2 separate regions of the Homo sapiens genome follow, and region 2 is linked to region 1. The links are chromatin loops, found by intact Hi-C in ENCODE. Cell type or tissue: dorsolateral prefrontal cortex. All regions are shown on one strand.

Region 1 (8,000 bases):
GCCATGGCACTTGGGGGCTCCAGGGTGACTCCCATGAGGCCTCCCTTCAACCAGGCTTTTTGGCCCCACAAATACTTTAAGCAAATCATTAAAATTATAACAGTTAATGGTTTGGGGGTGTTTAGGCTGTAACTGCTAACTCCTAGGAAACAGCCTTTTCCCTGGACACAGATGGTCCATACGCTGAGCCACGTGAAACTGCTGATGTTTTGTTTAGATGCACACACATGGCAGCGTTTCATACAGGTCAGCAGGTTAGACCGGCTTTTGACCATATTCATCGCTATTTAAAACCTGTGGCAAAATGAACGCTTATTTTACAGACTTTCTAATTTGACCAGATTTCTTAATGAATAGACACAGAATTAACTAAAAACAGTCTCACCCCATGTAGTGCGCCGTGTCCTGAGAGAGGTGCCCTCCCTACGAGGAGGGAAGAACAGGCCCTGGGGTGCAGAGGCCCGGCACGTAGAGAACCCAGATAGACGCCGGTGGTGGAACTGGTCAAACTCCACGCCCGCCTGGGAGGTTGTCAGGTTGCTGTGGATGTAAGGATAGGAGGTGCCCAGTGCTCCGCTCAAGGAAGGCTGGATCTGGGCCCCACCTACAGAGAGGGCTCAGGGCTGGACCGGGGGCATTGTGTGCTTGGGCCGACCCGGGCCGGTGGCAGACGCTGTTCTCTGTCGGGAGATTTGCGTCCCCAGGACCCTGTTACACAGTGGGCTGTTGGGTTGGTGGCTGGCTTTTCCTCTATGGACTTCCTCTTCCTGCCCCACCTGCATAGGCACACACACCTTGAATCTGCACCCTCTGGAGGGCATCTGTACTCCTGTGCAAAATGCCCAGTCCAGAGACAAAACCTCAGACTTTGTGCACCTAGGTTTCCTTCTCAGCAGCGGAGACTGTTCTTTGAGTTGCCTTGAAGTGGAGGCCGAGCGGCTGCGGGCCCTTCGCCTCCCTGCGGCTGACCTTGATGTAGCTTTAAGTCACACTAGACTGCAGAGGGGTCCGAGGCCAGAAACCCCTGTCCTGCATCAGACTTTCATTCCCACGTTCTTAGGCTTTGTTACTGATACCTCAAATCGGAAGTTTTAGTTCTGAGAAAGGCAAGTCAGCGTTCTTGAAATGCCTGACTGGTAGATATGCAACTCTGGCCTCCAGTCTTCCATGAAAATAAATGCTGCCTGGACCCCCACCCAGACCACACACTGACGGCCGGCTCCGGCGGTGCCCACCCCTCAGGCTGGCCCGGCACCCAAGACTGGCCACAGCCAGCTCTGTCAGCATGTTGTGCTCGGACAAGCTGTTTCCTTCTTCTGACCAACCCAGGTGTGACCTGGGGATGCAGAGCTTTCTGTTTTGGGTGTTGGGAGAAGCAGCAGGAAGGAGTCGCCAGATGATCAAGCTCCCCCTTTGCTGTCATCTGTGAATGAGCTTCGCCAGGTGGTGGGCACCTGGGAGCCATGCAGAGGCTGTGGTGCTGAGTTAGACTCCAGGTACTTTGTGGTCAAAGGAAATCGCCTAGCTCCAGGCTGTGTTAGGACAGTATTAGCATGAAGGCTGTGCGACCATCATGCCTGCTGATCCTTGAGGCAGGCCTGGTCCAGAAAACTCTGGGTCAGTGACTGCGCAGGGCCAGCCGCTACCAGGACGGCCCTGAAACAGGACACATCTGTTTTTTGTCCCTCACCCTGGGCAGGCCGCGTCACAATCACAGTCCTCCTCCTCCCCACCCTGACGTCTGAGCGCAGGGCTTGAATTGTTAGTCCCAACTCTGGCCAAAGATACTTTTTTCCAGAGACAGAGGCCAGGAGGCAGTGAGGGGAGCCCCGCGGGGAGGCGGCGGCGACTGCCACAGCCCTTCCAGCCTGTCTTGCTGGCCGCCCTGGTTCATATTTGAGTTTAATTGTACTGACCCTGGACCCAGATAAGCAGCAACTTTGTGTCTTTGGGGTCACAGAACATTTTGGGGCAGTTTAATGTGGTACCAAACTGAAAATAGGAGCTATTTATAGATGGAGCAGCACTTAGTGCTTCATAGAAAGCAATGCCTATTTTTAAAGTTACAAACGCAGATATCTACATAGATATGCTTTGCTGAGAAGTTAGGTCTGTGGTAGACCAGAAACCACAAATTGACTTTTTTTCTTAGAAAATATTTCTATTTGCGGTAAATATAGTAATATGTAAATAATGTACATCTGTTGATTTCTGGAGTGTCTGTTATTCAATGATGTATATACTCCCACAGCTCGCATGAAGGAACAGCCTCTATTGATACTTGGTTGTAAAGTGAAGTAAGATTGGAGGGTGGATGGCTGTCAGAGCTCTTGCAGATACTGTGTTCACTAAATAAAAATCACATGTATTGTTAAAACAAGCCTAAGACTTGGTTCTTTAAAACAGATATTGTTGGGTCCAGCAAACACCCCTCCAATTTTCCTTTGCCCGTCCGAGGTGGGATGGCCTGGCCGAAGGTGCCGACTTCGGCAGGAGCACTTACTTGAAGGTTTTAAGAAAGTGAATTCAGATGATGACAGGAAGGAGTCTGGAAGCAAATGGGGAAAACAACAGTAAAAAGACGCCAAGTGTGTGATTTGCTGCCATTTATATACTATAGAAATTTTACATGCTGTATATTTACAGTGGGGCAAGTGCTTTTTTAATCTTTAGAAAAACAAAGATCAAACTTTAAACATCTCTGAACAACACAAACTGTATAAACCATACAGATTATTCAGATACAAACTGTATTAAATACAGTTTTCCCCACTCCATCTCCTGATGCAGGACCAGTGAATTATAAGTGTATCACAGTTTGATAGCATATCCATATTAAAAATAAAATCACAGTATGATTGTGTCTGTAACTAGAAACTCGAAGGGACCAAGCAGACAACGGAGACTCCAGTATCAGTGAAGACAAGAGACGCTGTATCAAAAAGTGTTGTGTAATAGAAACATACTGTCGGCTTTACAAATCATGTCTGGGTTATACATTCATAATGTAAATACTCATCATAACTGGGAAATTGATTGATTGGAACAGTTCCACAAAGTTCAAAAACAGAACTTGTCTATAAAATACATCTTCAAATCTTGAATACAACTAAAATAAGCAAATTAGTTTCTAGTATCAGACATTACAGAAAACAGACTGCTCTCCAAAGTCTAGGTGAGAGCTTGTGAGTTTTTAAATAAGTCTTTAAATTAAATATACACACTGTCAGTTTGTACTTTTGACAATTCCATGGTCTCCCGGTTGGTCTTGCACCAGATGTCTAACTTGGAGGAACATTACATGAAATACAAGTAATCGACCTGAGTCTGTAATTAAGCAGCATTTGAGATGTTCTATTCCAGGGCATTATTTCAATGGGATTTATATACACGGTATTTTACAATGGTCAGCAGTGGTAGAAAGTGTTCGTCCATTCGGAATAAGGGTAATTAAGAAAAGGTAAAAACTAAAAAAAAAGTTCTCCATGGTAAAATCTGTACAGTATTTACTAAAGAAGCACCACGCAGATTGGAACAGAGTTATTGTCTATCTTTATAATTTAAGCTGGGCTGGGGATGGCTTCTGTTGAACGCGTTGAATCTGAAAGACAAGAGGCGCAGGGTTAGTGAGTTGGAGGCAGGCGGCGGCGTGTAGGGCTTATTCCCGGACGCCCTGCCAGCTGCTCCCGAAGGCTGGGGAAGCTCTTCCTTGAGGAGATCACTCTGCCTTCTCTGCCTTCCTGAGTGGAAATGAGGGAACTGGCGGTGCGGGCAGCTCAGCCAGGGAGGCGCCATCTGCTGGGCCCGGCCACCACCCGCCCCAGATGCCTCCTCCACCTCCATCCTCACAGCCCCTCACTCAGGAAGTTTAGCTCCTTAATTAGGGTTGGGCCTCTCCCTTGAGGACACATTGATAAAGCCTGTTAATTAACGGCCAATTAATCCACAGACTCTTCACTTGGCAATTCATTTTAAATTCCTCTTGCTGACTACATGTGACAGACACATTTGGACAAAGTTTCCTTTCAAGGGAAAAATGGTTCACTGTCCCCTCTAGCTCCACAAGGGTCAGGTATAAAACCAGTGACTCTCCCAGGACCGCTGTGTGAAGTGATCCAACAAAGCCCCACAGCTCCGAGGTCCTGATCTGCCGCCCGGCCCTGGGCCACCTTCCTATGGTTTTGTACGGTGGCTGCTGGGGGGGTGCTGGCTCCAGCTCAGTGCCACCTCGGGGCGCAGACAGCAGCACAGGGGACGGGACGGACGAGGGAGCAAGGCTCCGCTCTCCTGAGTGAGGTGCCTGTGCTGGGGACCGGGCCTCTCCCTTCCCAGATGTTTATCAAAGGCCCGTGGGCTCTGCCGCTGTGAGCCGGGTTGGCTTTTCCCAAGTGAGGCACAAGGGAACAGGGCGACTCTGCCTGCGTGAAGGATGCGGGTCTTCCCCAGCCAGTAATGCAAACGTGATGAGGTGGAGGGTCTAGGTCTGTCCCCAAGCGCGTGGCCTGGGTCTGGGCTGGCTGGGAACCTGCCGGGGCCTCTCCATGGCTCTGCCAACTCCTATGAGCCCAGCCCCCAGGCAGAGCCGCAGAATTAAAACTCCTCTGCCTGCGTCCCCTCAGCGCCACCACAAACAATGAGGAAACAGACAGGAAAACAGCTTACCATAACTAGTGAATTTTTTGTTTTGAGGCTGAGTTTTCAATCACCTAGAAAGCAAAGGTCAGGAAAGAGATTTTAATGATGGTTGCAAAATCGCCAGGGCCTCTGCTGTGTGTGTGCGTTAAGTGGCTATGGTCAGAGTCACTGCGGTTCCCTGTGAGCGCCTGAGGCCACTCCCCAGTGAGGTGAGCAGGGATGTCCCAGCGCTCAGCGGCTGCTCCCAGGGTTTTACTGATGTCAAAGGGTTTACGTGATGACTGAGGGCTCCATCCAACCCACACGCAGCCTGATGTTAGAACAGATATCAGGCCCAAGAACTGAACTGGGCGGAACAGAGCCAGAGGAGGAGTTTGAAAGAGAAAGACAAGGGGCCGAAGTCCAGGGTAGAGGGGGACCCGCAGGACCACAGGACGCTGGGTGAGGCGGGGCCGGGCAGCGGCCTTCTCAGAAGGACAAGAAAGGCTCCTCAGTCTGCTCGCAGCAGAAGCGCCAGCTGCAAACCCTGTCATCGGTGCAGTGGGACGGGGACGGAAACACAGGGCCACCACACAGACAACGCCTGACCACAGCACCCGAGACACGAGGCAAACAAGATCACGTTCAACCTCCCTCCCGCTGGACCAGCTGCCTCGGGGGCCATCACTGTCTCCCAGTAGCCCCAGCTGGAAGCCCATGATCCTGGGAGCCTGCACCACACTCAGAATGAGCCCATCCACTGCATCCTCGGATCCTCGGGTACCAAGCAGCCCTCACGAATCTCCTTCCCCGATTCGCTGAAATGGGAACGCAAAACCAATTCTGAAATGTCCAGAACGTCTACAAGGCCCGCAGGCAACCCGTCCTCACCGGCAGTGCTGGTGCCTGTCCTCATCTCCGGCTGTTTCCCCAGCACTCCATGGGCAAATGTCCCCCATGGGGCTCACCCCGCAACCCCCAGCTCTCTCTCACACACTCTAAGGACCGTTTACCCCTCAATCAACAATGCATGCTGGCTCTGGGCTGCTGGGAGGGACAGGCCTTCCCCAGAACACACAGCTCCACCTAACCCACAACTCAGCCGAGAAGCAAAAGGCCTCAGGGCAGCCCTGAAGATTCGTCAAAAGCCCCTGGGAGGAGGGGATGCGCTTCACACGTGAACACAAACAATGGGCGTCCAGGCAGGGGTGACAAACCCTTTCTGTCAAGGGGCAATAATAAACATTTTCCGCTTTGCGAGCCACACGGTCCCTGCCCTGCCGCAGCCACTCACCTCTGCCAGGCAGTGACAGCGAAGCCGCCAGACAGCGTGGGAACGCACCTGGCTGCGCCCCAATCAAGCCACAGACACTGAGGTCTGAATTTCACATCATTTTCATGTGAAACGCATTGTTCTTTGGGATTATTTCCAACCACTTAAAAAGGTTAAAACCATTCTTAACTCCAAGTTCATACAAAGTCTGGTGACTGGCCGAAGTTGGCCCCAGGGCTGCAGTTTGCCAGCCTCCGCTCTAGGTCCACTGACTCGAGTGACATCCGCTTCTAACAGGCTCACAGCTCCTCTCGAGGGTGAGCGGTCACCGGACACCAACGGGAGAGGAAGTGGGGGGCTGCCTCAAGTGCAGTAAGAGCACAGCGTGTGGCCACAGGACGGAGACACAGCCCCACAGGGCAGAAGAGAATCCAGGACACCTGGCAGGGGCAGCCAGCGCTCTGCCACATGGAGGCCTCTGCAGTGTCACTCAAGCAGAGGCTGGTGCCCACGCTTCTAAGGAACCAAGCGAGCAAATCAGTACCGAGCATCAGGGTGCACTCAGAATGCTACAGGTTTAAGGATTCGGGAGAGTAACGTATACGCTGCAAAAGTATTTCTATCAAAAATGCTTTAAAACCAAGAGTTCTCGAGACCATCCTGGCTAACACGGTGAAACACCGTCTCTACTAAAAACACAAAATTTAGCCGGGCGTGGTGGCGGGCGCCTGTAGTCCCGGCTACTCAGGAGGCTGAGGCAGGAGAACAGCATGAACCTGGGAGGCAGAGGTTGCAGTGAGCTGAGATCGCCGCCACTGCACTCCAGCCTGGGCAATAGAGCAAGACTCCGTCTCAAAAAATAAAATAAATAAAATAAAATAAAATAAAACCAAACCAAACCAAGAGTTCTGGTCCTTTGCAAGGCAAAGTCAGATGCCTAGAGCTGTACGTTCCAGGGCTTTGGTGACACAGGTAGTGCTGCCCTCAGTCCTGTGTCACTTAGGCCTTCAATAAACGCTAAGGGCTTAACTGTGCAACGGAACCACACTGCAGGGATGAGCACTGAGGCCAGACCAGGCAGGGCAGGGGTGCTCTGAGTAACTGTGCCCTTTGATGCCACCTGAGGTTTTCTTTCTACATGTTAATCACCTTTGCAAAGAAAATGTATTAAGAAATAGTTTCTATCTTCCTAATTCCAAGTATCTCCTCTTACCCTGGCCATACTCAAAGAGACGACACCTGTCATCCCTGCTTTCCATCCGTAAGTGTTTCGTTTTCTCACGGAAAGGTCCGACGCCTTCCAGAGGCGGGCCACCAGAGAGAGGAAAGCCACCCTGGGCTCTCCGGAACTGGGCGACAGTCTCCAAGCTGGTGACCCTGGGTAAGTGCAGTTCTGAATCTTTAACAAAGTCCTCTGATTTTCTTGAATGTCTCTTCTTTTTCTTCTTCTTTTTTTTGTGTCTGTGGAGGTCAGCGTCAGAGCACGCTGCTGAGAGGTCTGAGTCCTGCTGATGCCTGCAGAAGGAAAAGCCAGAATTCAAAACCCTAAAACACAAAACCACCAGCAGCAGACCCTGGAGCTTGGCCTTTCCACCCATTCACCGAGAACATTCACTGTGCAGACACGCACAATTCTTATCTAATTAGCCACGTAGGCCAGGTATGGTGGCGCACACCTGTAGTCCCAGCTACTCGGGAGGCTGAAGCAGGAGGATCACTTGAGCCCAGGAGATTGAGGCTGCAGTGAGCTACGACTGCAACACCGCACTCCAGCCTGGGCAACAGAGCAAGACCCTGTCTCAAAAATTTAACAAGTTTGCCTTCACTGTAATGACTGTTTCAGTCCAGGGCCATAAATTCACCAACTTTAGCTCCATCCTGAACAGTCCCATCTCTGCTTCAGCTTTCTCAGGAACTAAGGCTGTTGGACAAACACTGCAGGGAGGATTCTGCTAACTTTTCCCGAAACCAGTAGTTACTTGAAGGGAAAGGAAATACTAAGCCTCCTTCCCTCCCATGTGCCTGAGACACCTGGCAGCAATATTATTTTTCCCTCCAATAACCACTGCCTATTTTCCATATGGCTTTTGGTAATCTTTCCCAGGGTTTCAGT
Region 2 (8,000 bases), 280 kb before region 1:
TGATCCTCTTCTTCTGTAGCTCAATTGAGGAAAACTTTTTTTTTTTTTTTGGAGACGGAGTTTCGCTTTTGAGTCCCCAGGATGGAGTGCAATGGCATGATCTCGGCTCACCGCAACCTCCGCCTTCTGGGTTCAAGTGATTCTCCTGCCTCAGCCTCCCAAGTAGCTGGGATTACAGGCATGCACCACCACACCTGGCTAATTTTATATTTTTAGTAGAGATGGGGTTTCTCCATGTTGGTCAGGCTGGTCTTGAACTCCAGGTGATCTGCCGCCTCAGCCTCCCAAAGTGCTGGGGATTACAAGCCTGAGCCACTGCACCCGGCATTTGAGGAAAACTTTGATACTGTGGTAGTTTCTTTTTCTTTCTTTTTTTTTTTTTTTTGAGACAGAGTCTTTCTCCATCACCCAGGCTGGAGTGCAGTGGCGTGATCTTAGCTCACTGCATCCTCTACCTCTTGGGTTCGACCGATTCTCCTGCCTCAGCCTCCCGAGTAGCTGGGATTACAGGCGCCCACCACCATGCCTGGCTAATTTTTGTATTTTTAGTAGAGATGGGTTTTTGCCATGTTGGCCAGGCTGGTCTCGAACTCCTGACCTCAGGTGATCCACCCGCCTTGCCCTCCCAAATTGCTCGGATTATAGGTATGAGCCACCGCACCCGGCCTAGTTTCTATTTTTAATTTGAAAACCTCCCAAATGAAATCCCACTGTTGCACCTTGTGGGAGGTTTGATTGGAGATGGTCCACCCTTATGACTACCATGTTTTGACAGAAGAACCCTTTTGACATACAAAGTCTGCCTTGTGCCATGTGTGGCTTTGATTGTGGGATGCCTCCTTGTATCTCCTCTGTGTTTGTATCCCAAGAGCTCATTGCTAAGCTGGGTCAGAGAAGATTGCAGCATTGGCTATAGGAGTTGAGTGTACTGATTCTGGGACCTAGGCCTTCCTTTCATTGCTCTTCCATAAGTGGCTGTGTCTGATGATGGATGATAGGGTTACTTAACCAAGACAGTGGTGAGGACATTACATTTAGGAATGCAGCTGTGCTTGTCGGTTATGGGGCCAGCGACCTTAGGAAGCCTGCTGCGGCAGCCAGGTCCATACTAGCATCTGTTTTTCTTAAGGAAAAATAAAAGGGAAAGTTTTTCTTTTTTTTTTTTTCTTTTTTTTTCTTTTTGAGATAGAGTCTCACTCTGTCGCCCAGGCTGGAGTGCAGTGTCACAGTCTTGGCTTACTGCAACCTCCGCATCCTGGGTTCAAGCAATTCTCTTGCCTCAGCTTCCTGAGTAGCTGGGACTACATGAGCACACCACCATGCCTGGCTAATTTTTTATATTTTAGTAGAGATGAGGTTTCACCATGTCAGCCAGGCTGGTCTCAAACTCCTGAGCTCAGACAGTCCATCCACCTTGGCCTCCCCTGAGCTCAGACAGTCCATCCACCTCGGCCTCCCAAAGTGTTAGGATTACAGGCGTGAGCCACCGCACCCGGCCAGAAATTTTTTCTAGGCAGGCAAAACCGTGTAAAGGAGATTTTCTCAGTACCATCATCATCATCATCATCATCATTATCTTTTTTAAAAAATAATCAGAGATGAGGTCTCTCTGTGTTCCCCAGCGTGGTCTCGAACTCCTGGGCTCAAGCAATCCTCCTGCCTTGGCCACCCAATGTGCTGGGATCAATATCTTATTTTCTGGAACCTTAATCAGAGCAACTCCATCTCTTGATTCCTTGTCTGTGTATTTCATTAATGCAGTATCAGCAGTTGTCATCACAGTTGGAGTTTCAAGTCCAGGTGCTGCTGACATTAGGATGTGTCTGTTTTTAGAATCCCAGCCCTCCAGGAAGCAGTGTGTATGCAGATACTGTTTCCTGTTTCTCTGGGGTGTTTGGCTATTGTTATAACAAGCTCCAAATATAGGACTGTGTTTTTTTTTTTCCACATACCTGCACCCTTTCCCCCTCAGAGAGGTTAGTGTTACAATTATTTAGCTTATAAAATTTTGTCTTTGTGCCAAAAATGAGGCTGTTAGTGCCTAATATTTTATTTATTTATTTATTTTTGCATTTTAAAAATTATTTTTATACTTTAAGTTCTATGGTACATGTGCACAACATGCAGGTTTGTTACATATGTGTACATGTGCCATGTTGGTGTGCTGCACCCGTTACTCGTCATTTACATTAGGTATATCTCCTAATGCTATCCCTCCCTCCTCCCCCACCCAACTACAGGCCCCGGTGTGTGATGTTCCCCACCCTGTGTCCAAGTGTTCTCATTGTTCAGTTCCCACCTATGAGTGAAAACATGCGGTGTTTGGTTTTCTGTCCTTGCGATAGTTTGCTCAGAATGATGGTTTCCAGCTTCATCCATGTCCCTACAAAGGACATGAACTCATCCTTCTTTATGTTAGTGCCTAATATTTTAAAATGTAACTATTTCAGTCATTCTAACAGAAGATAATTTTTTGAATTTAAAAGCTATTTCCTGGTAGGGTGCTGTGGCTCATGCCTGTAATCCCAGCACTTTGCGAGGCAAAGGCGGGCAGATCACTTGAGGTCAGGAGTTCAAGACCAGCCTGGCCAACATGGTGAAACCCAGTCTCTACTAAAAATACAAAAATTAGCCAGGTGTAATGCCTCTAATCCCAGCTACTAGGGAGGCTGAGGCAGGAGAATCACTTGAACCTGGGAGGCGGAGGTTGTGGTAAGCTGAGATCACACTACTGCACTCCAGCCTGGGCGACAGAGTGAGACTCCATCTAAAAAAACAAAAACAAAAATTAACCAAAAAACGCCCACAAAAAAACAACTGTCTATGGGACTATGAGGCCTATTTCAGCGTGGTGGTGTGCACCTGTAGTCCTAGCTACCAGAGAGGCTGAGGTGGGTGGATCACTTGAGCCTGAGAGGTGGAGGCTGCAGTGAGTCATGATTGTGCCACCACACTCCAGCCTGGGCAAGAGAGTGAGACCTTGTCTCCAAAAAGAATGGTAGCTATTACGCTCTCTGAGCTTCAGTTTGCTTGCTCATACGTAAAATGAGATAATGACTAACCCAGTCATTGTGGGGATTACAGAACTACGCACATAAAGTGTTTTAGGTTGGTGTCTAGAACAATGTAGGTCTCAAAGGGACGTGGAGCTTGTTTTCATGGCTGTTAGAACTTGGGTGACCATATATCCCTGTTTGCCTGGGACAGTTCTGTTTTGTGCCTGTTGTCTCAGCATAATTATTACTATTATTATTATTATTATTATTATTATTATTATTATTTTGAGACGGAGTCTTGCTCTGTCACCCAGACTAGAGTGCAGTGGCGCAATCTCAGCTCACTGCAACCTCCGCCTCCTGGGTTCAAGCGATTCTCCTGTCTCAGCCTCCCTCGCAAGTAGCTAGGATTACAGACGCCCGCCACCACGCCTCGCTAATTTTTTAATTTTTAGTAGAGATGAGGTTTCACCATGTTGGCCAGGCTGGTCTCGAACTCCTGACCTCAGGTGATCTACCTGCCTTGGCCTCCTCCCAAAGTGCTGGGAGTACAGGTGTGAGTCACCGTGCCCGGCCCCAGCATAATTATTAATAGTCCCCTTTTTTCCTCTCAGAAGTATACCAGTTTGGGCCATGATTATATTGTCACCCCAGTGAGAACCCAGAAGTGTTTTTAATCCCTGCTAAATCTTAAAAAAGAGCCCAGGACTTCTTGTCACGTTTCCCATCCTCATTTTCTCACTTGCTGTCTGACTTAGGTGCTGATTACCAATTATAAGTAGAAAAAGTCAGGAGGCGGGTGTGCACAGTACAAATGTATGCTCTGCAAAAGCTGTATTTTTGCAAAAAGGAAGCTCTTCATCTCTGAGGAAGCAACTGAGCAGTCGGAACGTTTTTTGTATTTCAGGAACGATTTGTAACCCTGGACCGCGGAAGTCTATGTCTAAGCTGCTTTACATCCGCCTGGCGCTGTTTTTTCCAGAGATGGTCTGGGCCTCTCTGGGGGCTGCCTGGGTGGCAGATGGTGTTCAGTGCGACAGGACAGTTGTAAACGGCATCATCGCAACCGTCGTGGTCAGGTGACATCTCCCTTCTTCTCTTTGAGTTTCAGTGGATTTGAGGCATAGGTGAACAAACCCTTCTAACATGACAGAGAGTCCAGCGTCCCTCGGACTTCCTCAAATAGTTAGAAATTGGAGTTAGTTTCTGCGTAACTCATGAAAATTTAGAGACACTGTTTGTCCATGAAATACAACTCGTCTTTCGTTATGCACGTATTGATGTAGATTTCTTTCCTTACTGGTTCTTTATTTTCTACATTCCCTTCTGTCTCTCTCTCTTTTTTTTTTTTCTTTTTTTCTTAAAGTCTTTTATTCCTAACCCTTCTCTTATAAGAATTCGGAAGAAAACCAAAGACCAAAACCAGAGCAAAAACTAAAACTAAAGGTATGAAAAGAGATACGGTGTCCAGAAGTGGGACAGGGAATAATATTCTAGAACAATAAGGTTTTCGTGTTTTCTAGGCTAAAAATCTTAGAGATGATCCAGTCCCGCCCCCTTAACACCCTCTGTTCTAAATAAGGAATCAGACCTGGGCTGTTGCTGCGTTTCTCGAGTCACACCGCCAGGGGGCAGCAGAGCCCCTTCGGGAGGGGCATTTCCCGGTTGCGTGTGCTCCTCAATCCGGCGTCTTGCAGTGTGAAATATTTAAACATATAGATGAGAGGCCTATCAGAGTACTCTGTGATACCTTCATGAGAAGAGCCCTGAGGCACCGAAGGGGAAGGGCGTATGTCATGGTCCCAGGGCCATATGGAGAAGAAGTGCCCGCTGCATCCGGGCGCAGGCTGCAACTCTGCCCAGCGGACACCTCCCTGTTCCTTCTGTGGCCTTTACTGTTAGGGCAGGGCCTGGGTTAACCACTGATTCATAAGGAACTTTTTTTTTTTTTTCTTTGAGACGGAGTCTCCCTCTGTCGCCCGGCTGGAGTGCAGTGGCGCCTCCTCGGCTCACTGCAATCTCCGACTCTCTGGTTCAAGCGATTCTCCTGCCTCAGCCTCCTCAGAAGCTGGGACTACAGGCACGTGCCACCACACCCAGCTAATTTTTGTGTTTTTAGTAGAGACGGGGTTTCACTATGTTGGCCAGGCTGGTCTCGATCTCCTGACCTCGTGATCTGCCGGCCTCGGCCTCCCAAAGTGCTGGGATTACAGGTGTGAGCCACCATGCCCAGCCTCATAAGGAACTTTCTAGAAGAAAGTTGCTTGCCTCAGGCAGGTTCCAGGAGAGCTGCATCTTCCTCGGTAACAGAACCCTCCGTGGTAGAGACTCAGAAACTGAACCTGGAGGAGGGACCCCGGACATCTGCGTCTGGGCTGGGGCCCGCAGTCACCGAGCCTTTTCCTCTCTCTGTCTTGCAGTTGGATCATCATCGCTGCCACAGTGGTTTCCATTATCATTGTCTTTGACCCTCTTGGGGGGAAAATGGCTCCATATTCCTCTGCCGGCCCCAGCCACCTGGATAGTCATGATTCAAGCCAGTTACTTAATGGCCTCAAGACAGCAGCTACAAGCGTGTGGGAAACCAGAATCAAGCTCTTGTGCTGTTGCATTGGGAAAGACGACCATACTCGGGTTGCTTTTTCGAGTACGGCAGAGCTTTTCTCAACCTACTTTTCAGTAAGCCGAGGGGATCTGGTTTGGTCTGTTTCTTCTGTTTCAGTAAATGCTTCTGATGGAGCCGGTCCCTCTGTTCCCATAAAACCGCGTTTGAGAACCTGGTGTCTTTGGGTGTGTGGGGGGTGGCCGGAGACCCTCTGTCTGTGATGAGCCCTCCAGGGAGCAGTTAACTGCAAGAGCCACACCTTCTCAGACCCTGTGTCCCAATAGGACATGTCTTCGTATTGACACCCACTCACTACCCTGTCAAAATGCTGGATTAGCCTGTAAGGAACCACATAACGGACGCTGTACCCTTTGAGAATAATTTGCAGCTGCTGTTGAGCAGATACCAAGCACAGGCAGTGGCATGAATCGAGGTTGGAATCAGATAGTGAGTGACTTCTTACCACTTTGTATCATGATGGAAATGATCGACGATGCTACTTTTGGAAGACAGTTTGAATAGATGATTGCAGCACAGAAGGGAGCGTCATTCTAGAGCGAGTTCTTCCGCAATTTGAAAATGCTTGTTTTTTTTTTTTCACATGCAGCGTGTCATCTTTTTATATGACATTCTCTGCTAAATGCTGTTAAATTCCATACTGAGATGAGGTAAGGGAGGAAGAGTTCTCTGCTTATCCTGCACACCTGCCAGTCTCTCTTCCCACCTCTGTGCTATCCGACTTGGCACCATTCAGGGCTGGTCCTGGAGCCTGACACCAAGTCATAGCAGCAGCCTCCGTAGAGGGAAGAGGGAAGCGTGTCCCCTCAGTAACTTAAAGAAGTGCTTAAACCTAGTCTTAAGATATCTGGAAGAGGGAAGAAGAGAAGCTGGTTATTTCTAGAGGATGTCGTAATCTACATCACAGGCAGAACTGATGGCTCAGTGGCTGAGTGGCCAGTATATTGTCTTTTTTTTTTTTTTTTTGAGACAAGGTCTCGTTTTGTCACCCGGGCTGGAGTGCAGTGGCGCCATCTTGGCACAACCTCCACCTCCTGTGTTCGAGAGATTCTCCTGCCTCAGCGTACTGAGTAGCTAGAGTACTACAATAGCTGGGATGACAGGCACCTGCCACCACGCCCAGCTAATTTTTGTATTTATAGTAGAGACAGGGTTTCACCATGTTGGCCAGGCTGGTCTCGAACTTCTGACCTCAGGTGATCCGCCCACCTCGGCCTCCCAAAGTGCTGGGATTACAGGCGTGAGTCATCGCACCTGGCAGTATATTGTCCATTCTTACGGGCTACAAGTACCCGGAGGTGATTGAGAATTCCTAATTCCTCCATTTCCTGGAGAAAAAGGACATGTCAGGCCTAAGAAGACTCACTCTCTGTTGCTTTCCCAGCTTGGGGTCCTTTATGAGGCTTGCCATACCCTGTGAGTATGAGTTTAGTCTCATAAATCTCTACCATCCACTGTGTTTCAACAAAACCTTCCCAGCATCTTGAGAAATGAGAGTATAAACGTGGGCTAAAATGGTGCATTGCTACAAAAACGGACAATTTATCCATTGATTTCTCCACTTTACAAAATATTTGAAGTAGATTAAAAATAGTTGAGTCACATGAAGTGAAATTTTAAGACAGACGAATAGCATTTTTATATTCTCCAGTGGACTTGTCTGAGGGCAGGATGTGAAAACATATTCAGGTCACATAGAGAAGCACTCCTGCCAGGAGCAGTCTTTTTAACATACCTCTGTGTCTAGAAATGTCTGTGTGTGCGTGAATGCCTATCAACTATAGAAGACTGGATTTTAGGGAACCCGGGGGTGGTGCCTGCTGGGTTTTATGACAGGCCATTGTGGTTTCCCACCCAGGACACAGATCTGGTGCCCAGCGACATTGCGGCGGGCCTCGCCCTGCTTCATCAGCAACAGGACAATATCAGGAACAACCAAGAGCCTGCCCAGGTGGTCTGCCATGCCCCAGGGAGCTCCCAGGTGAGCCTGGCTTCATGGAGTGTCCAGTTCTGACACTTACACCTTTTGGTGGGTCTTCAGAATCATACAGCTAACCTATAGCAATTTCTTCCTCCCTTCCTTCATTCCCCTTTCCCCTCCCTCCCCTCCCCCTCCTCCCCTTCCCTCCCCTCTCCCACCTTTTTTTTTTTTTTTTTTAAGACGGAGTCTCGCTCTGTCGCCCAGGCTGGAGTGCAGTGGCACAATCGCGGCTTACTGCAAGTTCTGCCTCCCAGGTTCACACCATTCTCCTGCCCCAGCCTCCTGAGTAGCTGGGACTACAGGCGCCTGCCACCACACCTGGCTAATTTTTTTTCTTATTTTTAGTAGAGACGGGGTTTCACCGTGTTAGCCAGGATGGTCTCCATCTCTTCACCTCATG

Evidence for each region. Peaks named below come from ENCODE experiments on the same cell type or tissue, not always from the same donor. Only the 100,000 strongest peaks of a DNase experiment are listed, where the experiment ranks them.
Region 2: a loop joins it to region 1, with 4 times the contacts of the local background. A loop is called at or near these places in 18 of 110 quality-filtered maps.

What each region holds. Positions count from the first base shown.
Region 1 is chr7:6,156,156-6,164,155 of GRCh38, reverse strand. It overlaps USP42 (ubiquitin specific peptidase 42), which reads right to left. Exons shown (of 18, transcript NM_032172.3): 16 at 7,101-7,402; 17 at 4,663-4,706; 18 at 2,592-3,601. The coding sequence ends at 4,699. It overlaps CYTH3 (cytohesin 3), which reads left to right. Exons shown (of 13, transcript NM_004227.4): 13 at 1-2,377. Among named protein-coding and RNA genes, the nearest start is that of USP42, 55 kb to the right of the region's middle. In dorsolateral prefrontal cortex, CTCF peaks have their summits at 3,605 and 3,808 (motif pointing left); DNase peaks (open chromatin) are centred at 3,755 and 5,195; H3K4me3 peaks cover 1,190 bases; H3K27ac peaks cover 6,535 bases.
Region 2 is chr7:6,432,437-6,440,436 of GRCh38, reverse strand. DAGLB (diacylglycerol lipase beta) reads left to right here. Exons shown (of 15, transcript NM_139179.4): 3 at 3,904-4,075; 4 at 5,417-5,675; 5 at 7,478-7,600. Among named protein-coding and RNA genes, the nearest start is that of DAGLB, 12 kb to the left of the region's middle. RefSeq lists a silencer at 892-1,092 and an enhancer at 3,802-3,911. In dorsolateral prefrontal cortex, CTCF peaks have their summits at 4,421 and 4,625 (motif pointing right); DNase peaks (open chromatin) are centred at 3,996 and 4,626; H3K4me3 peaks cover 720 bases; H3K27ac peaks cover 7,237 bases.